2 separate regions of the Homo sapiens genome follow, and region 1 is linked to region 2. A link is a loop called in an ENCODE intact Hi-C map of the cell type or tissue named here. Cell type or tissue: ovary. All regions are shown on one strand.

Region 1 (8,000 bases), 160 kb after region 2:
TCAAGTAGCTATCTGGGAGACAGTGTTCTGGGCAGTAGGATCAGCAAGAACCAAGGCCCTGAGATGACAGTCTGCTTGGTGTGGCATGGAAAAGCAAAGTGGAAAACAATAGGCAAATACTCTTACCCTCATGGGGCATAGAGTCTGGCTGGGGAGACAGATAGTAATCAAATATCTGCCTAATAAATGTCTAATTCTAAAGGGACTGTGTGCCAAGCGGAAAATGCAGACATGGCTGGAAGACACTATAAAGACACCTGATCGAATCTGAGGGAAGTATTCCCTTAGGAAATGTAGTTTCAACTGAAATCCAGAGAAGAAGAAGTGATTAATATGGTACTGGAAGAGGCCAGGCCTCCCATAGTTTTGGGATTACAGGCATAAGCCACTGCACCCAGGTTCCTTTTTTTTAACCAATCATCCTCAATATTAAATATTATTTTTAGTATGTATTTCCTAAGAACAAGGATATCCTTTGTGTCTTGTGACAAGAGACAAAATAATTGAGCAGGCATTGAAAGCCCTCATATTCTCAGAAAAGTAGGTTTTTCCAGCAGACATTAAACATACTCCTGCAGGCCAGGCACAGTGGCTCATGCCTATAATCCCAGCACTTTGGGAGGCTGAGGCAGGAGGAACACTTCAGGCCAGGAGTTTGGGACCAACCTCGCCAACATGGTAAAACCCATATCTACTAAAAATACAAAAATTAGCTGGCCATGGGATGTAATCCCTGTAATCCCAGCTAGCAGGGAGGCTGAGGCACGAGAATCGCCTGAATTTGGGCGGCAGAGGTTGCAGTTAGCCAAGATCCTGCCACTGCACTCCAAACTGGTTGACAGAGCTAGACTGTCTCAAAAAAACAACAAAAGAATATGGTACTGGAAGGGTGTTTCCCTTATAGAGGGAAGAGTCTTTGTTCACAGGGGTGAAAAGAAACAGCTCTAGTTTTAGGAAATAAAAGATCCAGTGTCTGACTTGCAGAGAATGAGGGGGGAGGCATCCTTGAGGAGCTGAAAGACAGGAGCAAGGGACAAATCACACAGGATTTCTTGCAGTTTGTATGTAGCTGTTTAAATAAATATGTTTGCCGTCTGCCTTCCCTGCTGGACCAAGCTGGGCAAGGGGTAGGGGGGCAGCTGGGACCCTGTCTTGTTAACTACTGCATGCTAAGTACCTACTCAGAATGTGGCACACAGAAAGGGCACAGTTTGTATTTATTGACTGGCTGACTGGCTGTCTAACAACTCAAACAATCTGACATAACCATCTGAAAGCCTCAATAGTGAAAATGCAGCTTGCATTTTGGGAGTAGTTGGTTCTGCCAGATTCCAGGTTTAGAAAAGGCCAGCAAATTCGGCAGTATTCAAAGCTGTGATTTCTATTTCAAAACCACAGATAGAAGCTGACCAGGACCATGGGGAACTCCTTCCGTGGGGGAAAGGAATCCAAATGGGACATTCATGATACTGAGTTGGGGCAGGGTTTCTATCTTGACTTGGTGATTGTGCATATCATAGATGGGTGCTCCTTTGCTCATTTAATACTTTGTATTAATAAGTGAAATGACCACATGGTAAAACAGTATTCTTTTTTCTTTTTCTTTTTTTTTTTTTTGAGATGGAGTCTCACTGTCACCCAGGCTGGAGTACAGTGGCATGATCTCGGCTCACTGCAACCTCCGCCTCCCGGGTTCAAGTGATTCTTCTGCCTCAGCCTCCCAAGTAGCTGTAACTACAGGTATCGGGGGAAATTCAGCCAGATATCAGGCAAAATTCACCCCTGATATTTCACGTACGTTGTTTTCTATTTTCCCTAAGTGTCGGCCAGTTTGAGAAATAAAGGGACAGAGTACAAAAGAGAGAAATTTTAAAGCTGGGCGTCTAGGGGAGACATCACATGTCGGTAGGTTCCGTGATGCCCCCTGAGCCATAAAACTGGCAAGTTTTTATTAGTGATTTTCAAAAGGGGAGGGAGTGTACAAATAGGGTATGGGTCACAGAGATAACGTGCTTCACAAGGTAATAGAATATCACAAGACGAATGGAGGCAGGGCGAGATCACAGGACCACAGGATGGGGCGAAATTAAAATTGCTAATGAAGTTTCGGCATGCATTGTCATTCATAACATCTTATCAGGAGACAGGGTTTGAGAGCAGACAACCAGTCTGACCAAAAATTTATTAGGCGGGAATTTCCTCGTCCTAATAAGCCTGGGAGCGCTATGGGAGTCTGGGGCTTATTTCATCCCTACAGCTTGACCATAAAAAATGGCCACACCCAAGGGGGCCATTTTTGAGGCCCACCCTCAGGGACGCATTCTCTTTCTCAGGGATATTCCTTGCTGAGAAAAATAATTCATCGATATTTCTCCCATTTGCTTTTGAAAGAAGAGAAATATGGCTCTGTTCCGCCCAGCTCACCGGCGGTCAGAGTTTAAGGTTATCTCTCTTGTTCCCTGAACATTGCTGTTATCCTTTTCTTTTTTCAAGGTGCCCAGATTTCATATTGTTCAAACACACATGCTCTACAATTGGTGCAGTTAACGCAATCATCACAGGGTCCTGAGGCGACATACATCCTCCTCAGCTTACGAGATGACAGGATTAAGAGATTAAAGTAAAGACAAGCATAGGAAATGACAAGGGTATCCATTGGGGAAGTGATAAGTGTGCATGAAATCTTCACAATCCATGTTCAGAGACTGCAGTAAAGACAGGCATAAGAAATTATAAAAGTATTAATTTGGGGAACTAATAAATGTCCATGAAAGATTTACAATCCACGTTCTTCTGCCATGGCTTCAGCCGGTCCCTCCGTTTCATGTTCCTGACTTCCCGCAACATACAGGGAAGTAGTCCCAGTACTTTGGGGGGCCAAGGCTGGTGGATCCCTTGATGCCAGGAGTTTGAGACCAGCTTGTCCAACATGACAAAACTCCATCTCTACAAAAATACGAAAATTAGCCAGGTGTGGTGGCGCATGCCTGTAGTCCCAGCTACTCAGGAGGCTGAGGCAGGAGAATCACTTCAATCCAGGAGGTGGAGGTTGCAGTCACCTGAAATTATACCACGGCACTCCAGCCTGGGCATCAGAGCAAGATTGTCTCAAAAAATAAAAATAAATAAAATATGCTGGTTGGTTGTACTTGTAATGCAGGGACAGAGGCACCCTTCATTCTGCACAGTTTGGTGATGATGGTGTAGGTACAGGGCCTGGTGGGGTGGGGGGCGACTTTTTTTTTTTTTTTTTTTTTGCCACCAAGAGGGGATCCAAGCCTGGGGACAGTGTTAATTTAGAGGAGGCCAGATTGAAAGAATTGAAGAGAAACAGGGGTCAAGCCTGGAATCAAATCACATGTGAAGCATACTCTGCTTCTAGACTTTTCTGCTAGGTAAGGCCCTAGATTCTATTTATTGTTTAAATTGGAACTTCTGTAACTGGTATCCAAATTGTCCTAGCTGGTAAGGGTGATAGAAATCCAGAAACAGTTCTGTGCACTCTAAAAATACAGCAGCATCTATAGAATATCAGAATGAGGGTGGAATTGCTCCAAGATCCATCTTCTTTTAAGTTGTTTTGTTTTTAAGTGAAATCTTCCAAGAGTTTATCCCTTAAATATAAAAATGAAATTTTGACTAAGTAAAAATATGTGTGTTTTTTTAGAAAAATGCCAACCATACAAAGAGGTATACAGTGAGAAGAGGGTATCCATCCTACTCATCTCAGTTCCTCTCTCCAAAGGCAACAGTTTAGTTGTTGCACATTTCCTTGTGTGTACTTTCTAAGATATTCTGTGCATAGATCTTCCCTTTAATTTACACAAATGGTACTATATTACCGTTGCTATTTTTGCTCAGAAATGTATCTTAGAGGTTGTTCCGCATCAGAAAATATTTAAGCTGCTTCTTAAACAGGGCAACATGACCAAAATTTTTCATTCTTCATTTTATTGCTATGAACCCTACCTGTAAATGGGTGGTGGGGGGAATTTGTTTAATCAGTGAAATGAAGCAACAGCAACAAATACCTTCTCAGGTATCTGAGGAAGTGTACTTAAAATTATTAAACAGCTGCAAACTATTTCATTTTTTGGTTCTGTAATTTATTTAACCAAGCTCCTACAGGGAGTCATTTAGGTTGTTAACTTTTTTTTTTTTTGAGATAGGGTCTTGCTCTGTAACACAGGCTGGAGTGCAGTGGTGCAATCACAGCTCACTGTAACAGGAACTCCTGGGCTCAAGAGATCCTCCTGCCTCAGCCTCCCAAGTAGCTAGGACTACAGACACGCACCACCACACCCAGCTAATTTTGAAAGATTTTTATAGAGACAGGGTCTTGCTATGTTGCCCAGGCTGGTTTTGAACTCCTGGCCTCAAACAGTCCTCACACTTTGGCCTCGCAAAGTGCTGGGATTACAGGCTGTAACCTTTAGCTACCATATACAAAGCTGCAACAAGTGTTGTACATGCTGCTTTGTTTGAAAGCTGTATCAACTCTTCTAAACAATAGCCTATGTAAACACAGGCTGTTGAACCAAAAGTTTTAAATTTGAGATGCTGAGTAGAAGAATTCAAAAACTGGGTTTGGTTGCTTAGTTTTTGGCATATAACCCTCTTTTCTCCTACAAATAGATAGATTTCTTTTTCTCATTCATTGATCCATCCATTCATTTATCAACAAATATTTTGGGGCAGTCAGTATGTGCCAGGGAGTATTTTAAGTGCTGATTGTTACCTCCAGGGCCTAATATCACATGCTTATTTAAGAAGCAGGTGATAGGTCCAATGAATGTCTAGTCCTCTGTGGTTATTTAGACCTATTAACACAAGCCACGCAACACATAACAATGTTTCAGTCAGTGACAAATTGCATATACAACATTGGTCCCATTCGATTTTAGTACTGTATTTTTACTATACATTTTCTTTCTTTCTTTCTTTCTTTCTTTCTTTCTTTCTTTCTTTCTTTCTTTCTTTCATCTTTCTTTCTTTCCTTTCTTTCTTTCTTTCTTTCGAGACAGGGTCTTACTGTTTCCTATACTGGAGTGCAGTGGTGTGATCATGGCTCACTGCAACCTCCACCTCACGGGCTTAAGCAATCCTCCTAACTCAGCCTCCCAAGTAGCTGGAACCACAGGTGTGCACCTCCACGCCCAGCTAGTTTTTTTAAAAAAAATTCATCAAGACAAGAACCTCATTATGTTGCTTAGTCTGGTCTCAAACTCCTGGGCTCAAGGGATCCTCCTCTCTCAGTCTCCCAAAGTGCTGGGGTTACAGGCGTGAGCTACCAGGCCTGGCCCATTTTCTATATTTAGATATGTTTGGATACACAGATACTTACCATTCTGTTGCAATTGCCCAGAGTGCTCAGCACAGTAACATGGTGCACAGGTTTGCAGCCTGGGAACAACAGGCTATCCCATAAAACCTAGGTGTGTAGTAGGCTGTTCCATTTAGGTTTTTGTGAGTGTACTCTGCGGTGTGCAAAAAATGAGGAAATCTGCTACCTGTACATTTCTCAGAACATGACCCCCTCGTTAAGCGATGTGTAACTGTACTTAAGAGACTGCCTATGAGAGTTTTACAGTTATTTCAGTACTCAATCTTGGATGTGTACCAGAAGGGGGTCATTTCTATGCAAGATTATTCAATACTTTTAAGTGAAAAAGGCAGTATGAGCCCAACAAATGTATCATTTATTGAGCCTTTACTCTATAGAGATAGAAAGCATTTAATAACTAACTAGATGTTATCTCAGGAATGGAAGTGAGTCCTATAGTTTGTTCCTTAATTCATTGCTACAATATTGTTTATTTTGTGCTTTTAAAAAATATTTAATTTCCTCTTGATTTTTACCAACAAGTATGTAAGAACCAATTTTGGCTCAGTATTTGCCATTTTTTTCTACAGTTGCAATATTCCATTTCATCATGTAATCCTCAAAAATATTAAAACTCTGAGAAAATAAGAAGCATTGATAAGAAAATGATTCTGAACTCTTCCTGTGGCCTAGATGCATGGTTTCTGACAAATTAATGTGTTATTAAAATAACTGACCTATGAGAAAAATCTGTGATCACATTCATTACAACCAGAACTGGAAAGATCTATTAGAAATTGATTTACATCAAGCCCATCTTTATAATCCCTTGTCTCATTCTTTACTTTCTGTTTATGCCTTTGCCAAACTTTAAAATGAAGTATTTGGCTGGGTGCAGTGGCTTACGCCTGTAATCCCAGCACTTTGGGAGGCCAAGGCAGGCGGATCACTTGAGGTTAGTAGTTCAAGACCAGTCTGGCCAACATGGTGAAACCCCATCTCTACTAAAAACACAAAAAATTAGCCAGGCATGGTGACACACACCAATAATCCCAGTTACTTGGGAGGCTGAGGCAGGAGAAAAGTTTGAATTGAGGAGGCGGAGGTTGCAGTGAACTGAGATCGGGCCACTGTACTCCAGCCTGGGCAAGAGAGCAAGACTCCATCTAAAAACATTTAAAAATAAAAACAGAAAAATAAAATTAAATACTTAATCGTGTGATTGTTTCTCTTGTTTCTCCTTGACTGGACTCTGAGCTTCATGAGATCAGTGACTGAGTCTATTTGTCTATCCGTTTTCTCTCTGTGCCTAACACATGGTAGGTGCTGAATAACTATTGGTGGAATTTATTTGGCCATGTGCTTATGATTCAAACATACTAAGGTAAAATTAGTTTGTTTAATGAAATTAAACTGAAACAATAACATGACAAAAATTGAGTAAAACAAGCCAGGCATGGGGGTGCACCCCTGTAGACCCAGCTACTTGGGAGGCTGAGGCAGGAGGATCCAGAACCCAGGAGTTCAAGGCTGTAGCGTGCCATGATTGTGCCTCTGAATGGCCACTGTGCTCCAGCCTCAGAACAGACCGAGGCCTCATCTCTTATAAAAAATAAAGCCAAACAATAATTGAAAATAAAATAGCTAAGTTAGTCACCCAGTGAAAATAAAGGAGAAGCAACATGGCTAGGCCTATGAGTTTCTTTATTTTTTATTCCATTGATAGGAACATTTCCTGCAGCCAAGGGAAAGTAAATTCATTTGTTTAATGGGCAAAATGAGGCAACCACCTTCATAGACTTCTGAGGAAACAGGCTAAAATGATTGTGCTCTGTATAATATCAAAGAAATGTGAGAGAACCCATAATAAAAATGACAGTCTGATACACCCAAATGACCCCTTTCATCTTAAGACCTTGAGACGTTTTGCAAATGATAATTGTCTCTTACATCATCTCCATGAGGTAAGAATTTTCTCTCCATGTATAACTGAGCCTACACAAAGTTATTTCTTTTAAAGTCCCAAGTCATGGCTGGTATTTGAATCCTTCACCTCCTGAGATATGTGTAAGTTAGCATATAAATCACATTGTTAAATGAGGAAAAAACTTTAAATCGGGGCAAAGTTATGTTTGACCAATCAAGAGTCTAAGCTCATTAGGGACTTCAGATTACAAGCAAAAATTCCCCAATGATGAAGAGAAATAGGAATGGACTGGGGGAATTTCAGGATAAAAACCTGTTCAGTTTTACCTTATATTTTAATGACATTTTCAATATTTGGATGGCCTAAGAGATGAATTGACTTCAAAACACATTCTGGAATGGCGGGTGACCTGGTGCCAAAATAAAGAATATCTGACCAAGTATACATTCCCAGGGGAATGATAATAAAACCCTAGACTGGGAGAATGTTTCATTTTATTGCCCAAATTCATGGAAATTCACCATGGCGGATCAAACTTTTAATATTTGGTCACAATGGGACATCATTCTTAATGATACCCAGCTGCAGAGGGTGTGTGCTCGGAATTTTCATTCCTACCTTTGTGCTATTAGGAATGCTGTTTTTTATATGTATGTAATTTTTAAACTTCTTTTCATAAATCATTACAAGTGTCAAGAAAAATTATAAGAATAGTATTAAAAAACTCTCACATCCCTTTTTCATAGATTC
Region 2 (8,000 bases):
CCAAAATCCTACCTTTCTGTGGCATAACATCGAATTTTTATTCATCCCAAATAATGGTCCACTGAACACTTTAAATAAAAGGCGGCTGGGTAGTAGCTTGGAGATAAAGCACTATTTTACAAAACCCTAGGGAAAGGCAGTAATATGGAAGAGTTTAGTGTGGCATCATAAAAAGTAGGCATTTACTTGTAAAAATTAAATGCACACAGGCTTGTTCATTTGTATGTGTACATATGTACGTGTAAAAAAATTATATACACAAATAAAGAAAAACAACAAAACAAAACAAAAGAACCCTGAAATTCAAATTGTTGACAGGTATAGAAAATAGGAGTAAGTTCATGGCTCCTTCATTTGCTATGTCTCATTTCACAAAAGTTCCTATTATTTTGAAACACTTAGTATACAAAGTCCTTCAAAATATACTGACATAGAAAAGCAAATGAAAATGACAGCAACCAAAGGCAAAGTAATAGTTAATAATAATATATTGTATAGTTTCAACTAGCTAGAAGGAAAATATTGAACATTCCCAACATAAAGAAATGATAAATGTTTGAGAAGATGGATATGCTAATTACCCTGATCTGATCACTATACATTATATGTTTTCAAAATATCATATGTACCCCATGAATATGTACAATTATTATTTGTCAATTTAAGTAAATATATTTTTAAATAATTAAAGAAAATTTAAAAAAATTTTTTTTTGAGACTTGGGTCTCACTCTGCAGCCCAGGCTGAAGTGCAGTGGCACAATCTTGCCTCACTGAAGCCTCAACTTCCCAGGCTCGGGTGATCCTCCCACCTCAGCCTCCTGGGCAGCTGGGACTACAGGCACACACCACCACCACGCTCAGCTAATTTTTTTGTAGAGACGGGTTTCGCCATGTTGCCCAGGCTGGTCTGGAACTCCTGGGCTCAAGCAACCCTCCTACCTCAGTCTCCCAAAGTGCTGGTATTACAGGTGTGACCCACCACGCCCAGCCTAAAGGTGTTTTAAGTAATATATTCTAAATGGATATCTTTCAAAACAGAAAATACATTCACAGTGGAAAAAGTAAAATGTGAGGATTCAGCTCCAGGAAAAGAGTCATCAGAGGAAGGAAGTTCATAACTACTCAGGTCCATTTTCTCTTTACAATTCTTACTAATAACATGTCCCATTATGACCATTCCGCTGAAGAAATCAGACTTATCAAGAAATGAAAACAGATCACAGGAAGGCAGGGGAGGAAATGTCAACCTCAGAAAAAACTGAGATCATTTCAGAGGTGCTGACAGATAATGGAAATGCCACCATGGCAAAACACTACCATCCTTTTGTGACATAACTGGGATAAAAATCCCTACAGACAACAATACCAGGGGAATAAAATTAAGAGAGCTGAAAACAGAAAGAACAACTATGACCTATTCTCATGTTTTATGCTGGAAAAATGAATTTGCAGCAAGGGCCTTGGTGCCAATGTTAATTCTCCATACATATGGAGCCCCAAAGATATATCTAATACAGTTTCATATATACTTCTGCTAACTTGCTTACATTCTGAATGGGACTTTCAAAGGGGGATAAAGTTAAAACTGGATTAAGGAACCCAAATTAAAATAAACCCTTCCTGATGCACTAATTTTTCAGATACCATAGAAGTCTTGGTCAAGTCCAAAGTGAGAGTGCTAAGATGGCATTGCACCCACAGAAATACAGATCTTGCTTCCAAAGATGAGGGGAAAGGAACATTTTTCACATATCTTGCAGTTAATCACTTACATACTTAGATCAAAGGGAGTAATCAAAGTTCCAAAAGAATTTCAGATTAGCTTTTACATTATCATGTGTCCCATGATTACAATTACCTGGACCCAAAAAAAAAAACGAGCTTTCTACACTAATGGATTTGTCTTGGGGACAAGAGATAGGCAGTATACACCCATCGTCTTGCTTTGCACGTTATTGCAAGGACACACGCAACATCGTGTCTTTCCTATGTCAGGCATCCTTGGACTCATTAACTCTTAAAAATCCCATCCATCACCCAGGACATAAAAGGTAAAAGTCACAACATCACTAACCAACCTTCAAGATAACTTCTCACTCACTACAATGAACATGATGTGTAAGAGGTAGACAGAAAACACAGTGTTATAATTGGGAAGAGGTGATAAAGGTGTGAGCAAAAATTAAAAGAGTCATGTATTATTTGCCTAGTGTTAGACTTGAAAAAGGGCTTAGTATATGGTAAGCACTCAATAAATGTTCACTTAATCATAATATACTAGTACAGAATTACTTAGCCATATCTGTCTGTCCAACACCACACATATAAATACTCACCATTTGACTAGGTTTTGATGAACTTGAAATTGGCGTGAAGAGGGAGTTAGTAAGAGGCCCCACAAAGAAACACAAAAAGGCAACTGTGGTGAACACCACCAGGTTACCAGATGAATACCCTGTCTCCCCAGTCTTCTAGCCATTTTCTTACCCCTATAGGTTACAAAAGACATACTTTCAGCCATCATTTTCGCATAGAACGCCATTACGCTGGCCACAGGTGCAGACATCTGACCTATTATGAACCATTGAGAATCCTTCTCCCTGGTATTTACAATCAGAACTAAGAGATTCCAGCTTCAGTCTGGATGAACCCTTGAGAGGAAGAAGTATATGCTAGGAGTGTGGACAGCCAGGCTCTGGGAAGCAGATCAGTCTATTTTGAGAGAACAGAAGAATGAAGTAAGAGCGCATTCAGCAGGAAATGAAAAATACCTACAGAAAAACCTGATAAGGTTCAAAGTCTTAGTCCCGGGGTGTTTCCAAAACTGGCCTACACTGGATAACCCTTACCTTGGGTATGCTTCAGATACCCTTACAGTAAACATCCTCTTTTTATTTTTGCTCAAGAGCATTTATACTACTTGCAACGCAGAGCCCAACATAAAGACTATTCCTCTCTAACCAAAACAATCCAGAGACAAGGAAAAAATAAAAGATGACGCCACACAAAAGGAAGAGCAAAATAGCCCAGGGTGGTCTTTCCAATGATGAGGAATCCACCATGCAGGCCCAGACCAGAGACTGGGAGCTCAGAGAAAGTGTATGGATGACATTTCTGTTCATCCTCGGTGGAAGGGTGAGAGTCACGTGGTGACGAAATTGGCTGGAGATATGAGCGTTGTTTTTACAATGTTTTAGTATCTGTGAATACCACATTCTTTTCCTTTCTTGTACAGTCTTGTTTGAAACTCTGGCAAAACGCTGCAAAGGGGAAGCAATTGGAAGTTGGCTGAGATGAAGTTATGTGATTTCAATTAAAAACATTCTCTCACTTGTGGCTTGCTATCGCTGTGGAAAATAAAGAACTGCAACGGCAAGGTTTTTTCCCTATTGAAAATATTTCTGTTAAGCTTCAGAACGGTGAAAATCATTTATCTACATACACAAATAACTTCTGTTCAAGTTATATCGGGGCTCTGGTCCAATCCCCAGATTCTGCGAAAAAGGCAAATTTTGTATAGACTAATTCTACTGTTCTCATTTCCTCAGCACCCTCCACAATTTTGCATGTATACATCCCAGAATGCCTAAAAACTCACAAATGCCTGCTATCCCACAGGGTTCCAATAATTAGCACTTTTACAAGTACATCCTTATTTTGCTGCAGAAAATACTTACGAGGTTTTAAAATTCATTATTTTTTTTAATACATCATTTTCACTACACAAAAAGAACTACCAAGACTGGTCTCCTCAAAAGGATAACATACTTCTTAATGTTTCCCCATGATATTTATTAAACGCTAAGGAATGCAAAAATAACATATATTTGTGAGAGTTCTCTGATATGGATTAATGATCATTTCTAAATATAGCAATAGTAGGGAATAAATGTCTGGATTTGCTTATGTTTACTAAACAATAATCTTACAGGTTGGTATTTTACTGCTTTACAAATACGAGGGAGACAAACAAGCAAAGCTGTAGGAGAGAGAAAACTCTCACATCGCAATTGTGTCTGCCTAGAGAATCAGGTTCCTGAACACTGCTCCCACCTCCAAAGTATCTGACAAGGAGGGAAGCCACAGACTGCTCCCAGTCTGAATGCAAGCCCAACCTCATATAGTAGAATGAAAACAAACTCAGCCAAGATGGTTCCTTAGCAGTAAAATTCGCAGCAATTCAGGAAGATAGCAGCCCCTAGACACGGACTTGAGAACTTGAGAAGGCAGCCACAGCCCAGCCCCTTGCGTATGTAAAGTAAGCTCCTACAAGTCATTCATTCCTGCAGGAAGCACCCCTGGCCCTCCTAAGAATCACAGCAGAAGGGCTAAGTTTTAGCTGTGAAAAGACAGAGCTTGAGCTCTCTTACCTGTACCAGCCTGTGGCTCCCTCCCACTTATTCCAATTTGCGACAGGCATCCAGGGCTCTTCCTGCAACTCTGAACGGGGCGGATCCTGCCAAGTCTCTGCTCGTACCTGAATGCAGGAAACTGAGCATGCTCCCCATCAGGGAGCAGCACTAGGGCAGGACACACGCCATTACCTCCAGCTTGGGAATCAGACCAGATCAGCAGCATCACCCTGCCAACATTACCAGGAAAGCAGAGAGAAAATGAAAATTGCCTTAAGGAGCTTTAACAAAATCAGAAATTAAGGATCAAAAGGAATAGAATGAAAGGGTCATAGGTGTCACTAAATGGCTAGAATGAGAACACCAAGGTCAATCCAGTAAAAATCAGCAGGGGTTCTCAGCTCAAAGTCTTTTTTGGGGGGAGTGGTGGGGAGAGGTATAACTCTGTCACCCAAGTTAGAGTACACTGGCGCAATCTCGGCTCACTGCAGCCTCAACCTCGCAGGCTAAAGCAATCCCCCCACCTCAGCCTCCCAAGCAGCTGGGACTAGGACTACTGGCACACACCAACACTCCCAGCCAATGTTGTTTATTTTTTGTATAGACAGGGTCTCTATGGTGCCCAGGCTGGTTCTGAACTCCTGGGCTCAAACGATCCTCCCACCTTGGCCTCCCAAAGTGGTGGGATTACAGGCATAAGCCACCACAGCTTGAAGTCTTAATATTAGTACAGGAGTGGCAAGTGGAAGCTTGGACTAGGAGTCCTGGGTATGTATCCTGGATGCCGTTTCTAACTCAGGTGTGACTGTGGGCAAGTAACTTCTCTCTAGAGTTCAGTTTCCTCATTTAAAAAACCAGGATAACAGCAATGCCTACTTCCTAGGGCAGCATAAGAATGAAATTTCTGACACACAAAGAGCACTCATGAAATGTTCTTATCAAATGTAATGCAACACACACATACGCACATACACGCATGCCTGCACGTACACACACCTTCTCCAGAGATCAGTTTCCCTAAGACAGAGGGAAAAGAAGGTACTTTCTGAAAGGTTTTGTTTTTATCCTTGCCAGTCAGCTTGATTTACTCAAACTTCCTAAGTGCTTATTTCGATTTGCCTAAAATCAGGCACAGAAAATAATTCTAGGCCAGGCGCAGTGGCTCACACCTGTAATCCCAGCATTTTGGGAGGCCGAGGTGGGAGGATCACCTGAGGTCTGGAGGTCAAAACCAGCCTGGCCAATGTGGTGAAACCCTGTCTCTACTAAAAATACAAAAATTAGCCAGGTGTGGTGGTGCACACCTGTAGTCCCAGTTTCTTGGGAGGCTGATGCAGGAGAATCGCTTGAACCCAGAAGGTGGAGGTTGCAGTGAGCCGAGATCGTGCCACTGCATTCCAGCCTGGGTGACAGAGCAAGACTCTTTCTCAAAAAAAAAAAAGAAAGAAAGAAAATCATTCTAATTTCCTCAAAACCATGTAAATCTAGCAAATTAGAAAGGAGCACAGACTACTTAATCTTTGAGGAAGCTGTCAAGATTGTGCCATAACTTTTTGATTCAGTTCTCAACTTTCCAACTAATTCCAGACAGTAATGAGACACCACTACCCTGATGGCTGATATTTCACAAAATATGCAGCAAGGAGAGCCCATGAGGGCAAGAATGGCCTGGAATGACCAACCCTATGTCAGTTTCTGTTTTGCCTGCTTGACTCTCAGGATTAGAAGGGTGATAAGGTCACACAATCTCAGGCCCCTTCTCACCTACCACATCTTCAAAGAGACATCCACCCTCTGATATATCAAACTGGGTGACAGGAAACTTGGTTCCTGCTAAAACCCCTCCAGTGAATGGCCACTGCCCTTAGAACAAAATCCAAAACCCTGACCACGGCCTTCAGGGCCCTGCGGCCCGGCCTCTGCTGCCCTTCCCAACCCAGCTCCCACTGTTCTACCCCAGACCTACCCTCATCCAACACTCCAAGCTCTGCCCACTTCTAGGATGTAGCTTCCACCATCCCTCAGCCCAGAATGCCCTTTCTCCATCAATCCTATCTCTGGCTTTCTCATTCTCCAGGTCTTAGACCACCCTGGCTAAGACAGATCACCTACCCACCATTCAGTTCACAAGTATCATTGACAAAATAGTGAAGAGTTTAATTGTTTACAGCCTGCCTCCCTCTCCTCACTAGACTGGAAGCTCCAGGAGGTCAGGGCCATATGCTGGTCATTATGTGGATGCAGCACCTGCCACATGGGGAGGGTGACCAGGCACATAAGGTGGTGACTGCCTCTTGAGGCTGCCCATCCCCTCTTTGGACAGCATTTGGAGACAAAGCTTAAGCAGGTAACAGGACAAGAAAACGCCTCATCCTGGAACTTTCTCTGCAATGGAAATCAATATGATTCAACAAAATTAGGTACTCCGTATAGGGGATCTTAACCAGAACCCCACATTACAATACACAGGGGAGCTTAAAAATTATACTAAAAATAAGAATAACACTAATACTGATGCCTATGCTATATCCCCAAGATTCTGATTTAATTGATATTAAATCTGGTTTATGTGATTTAAATGATATGATATTCAGCTAGGGTTGAGAACTACTGTTTTAGAGCACTGCTTCTCAAACTAGTTGTGAGAAAGGACCAGCTGTTTCTTATTTCCCAAAGTATCAAAAGATAATAAAAATTAATGACCAGAAAAAACACAAGCACACCCTACAAAATACAAGACCCAACTTTTAATTATTAAACTCAACAGATAGACAACTGTCTTGTGCAATTACATTTCTTTTTCTTAGCCTGGGCAACCTAGTGAGACCTCATCTCTATGAAATATTTTTTTTTTCTAATTAGCTGGGCATTGTGGTGTACACACCCTGGGTGACAGAGTAAGACCTTGCCTTAAAAAAAAAAAAAAATTCTTTTTCTTATTTTTTTAGAGACAGGGTCTCACTCTGTCGCCCACATCAGTCTTGAACTCCTGGGCTCAAATGATCCTCCCACCTCAGTCTCCCAAGGAGCTAGGATTACACACTCAGCCAATTACTATTACATTTCTAAATTCTAAGTCTCAATTTCTATATTTATACCATTGTGCACAGGTTAACAAAAACAGACTTTGCACCTCAGCTCAGGTCTACAGAGCAAATTTAGAGTACACTACTCAGAAGTTACAGAAAAAGGACAAAATGTAGTCTAACAACTTAGTTGAGGACTGCACTCTACTCAAATTATACTACACAGTAGTAAATGACTACATATCTAGGCAGGAATGCACCACACAGATCAGAACAGACTTTTCATCTGACAGATTTTTGTGGTGCTTTCCGGATATAAGAAAGAGTTCTCCAAGTGTTTTTAAAATACCGAAATAAAAGAGTTTCTGGGATGGTTTATCCACAATTAAGGCATTCTCTTATTAAAAACATAACCTTGCTTTTGCTCACTTGGTTTCTTTAACATCACTATATTTGAGCATGTGTTTTCCATTAGCTAATAATGCAGAAGTGTGTCATTCTTCTCCCTGAAAATATACTGTTACTATGAAGGCACATCTTGAAAATGGTAGCATCTAATAATAAAAAGAATATATTACTCGAAATAGGACTAAACTAGGAAAGGGAGACTGATGGTCTGA

What was found. A loop is a pair of places that touch in the nucleus more often than their neighbours do. Peaks named below come from ENCODE experiments on the same cell type or tissue, not always from the same donor. Only the 100,000 strongest peaks of a DNase experiment are listed, where the experiment ranks them.
Region 1: a loop joins it to region 2, with 5 times the contacts of the local background. A loop is called at or near these places in 3 of 110 quality-filtered maps.

Annotation. Positions count from the first base shown.
Region 1 is chr3:66,054,275-66,062,274 of GRCh38, forward strand. No RefSeq gene overlaps it. Among named protein-coding and RNA genes, the nearest start is that of MAGI1, 19 kb to the left of the region's middle. RefSeq lists an enhancer at 1,805-2,327. In ovary, no CTCF peak of the experiment used is centred here; no DNase peak of the experiment used is centred here.
Region 2 is chr3:65,898,225-65,906,224 of GRCh38, forward strand. The region is part of intron 1 of MAGI1 (membrane associated guanylate kinase, WW and PDZ domain containing 1); the gene reads right to left. MAGI1-IT1 (MAGI1 intronic transcript 1) reads right to left here. Exons shown (of 3, transcript NR_145422.1): 2 at 4,373-4,584. The region is part of intron 1 of MAGI1-AS1 (MAGI1 antisense RNA 1); the gene reads left to right. Among named protein-coding and RNA genes, the nearest start is that of MAGI1-AS1, 8.4 kb to the left of the region's middle. RefSeq lists a silencer at 3,050-3,344 and enhancers at 3,668-4,568, 4,569-5,468. In ovary, no CTCF peak of the experiment used is centred here; a DNase peak (open chromatin) is centred at 4,278; H3K4me3 peaks cover 730 bases.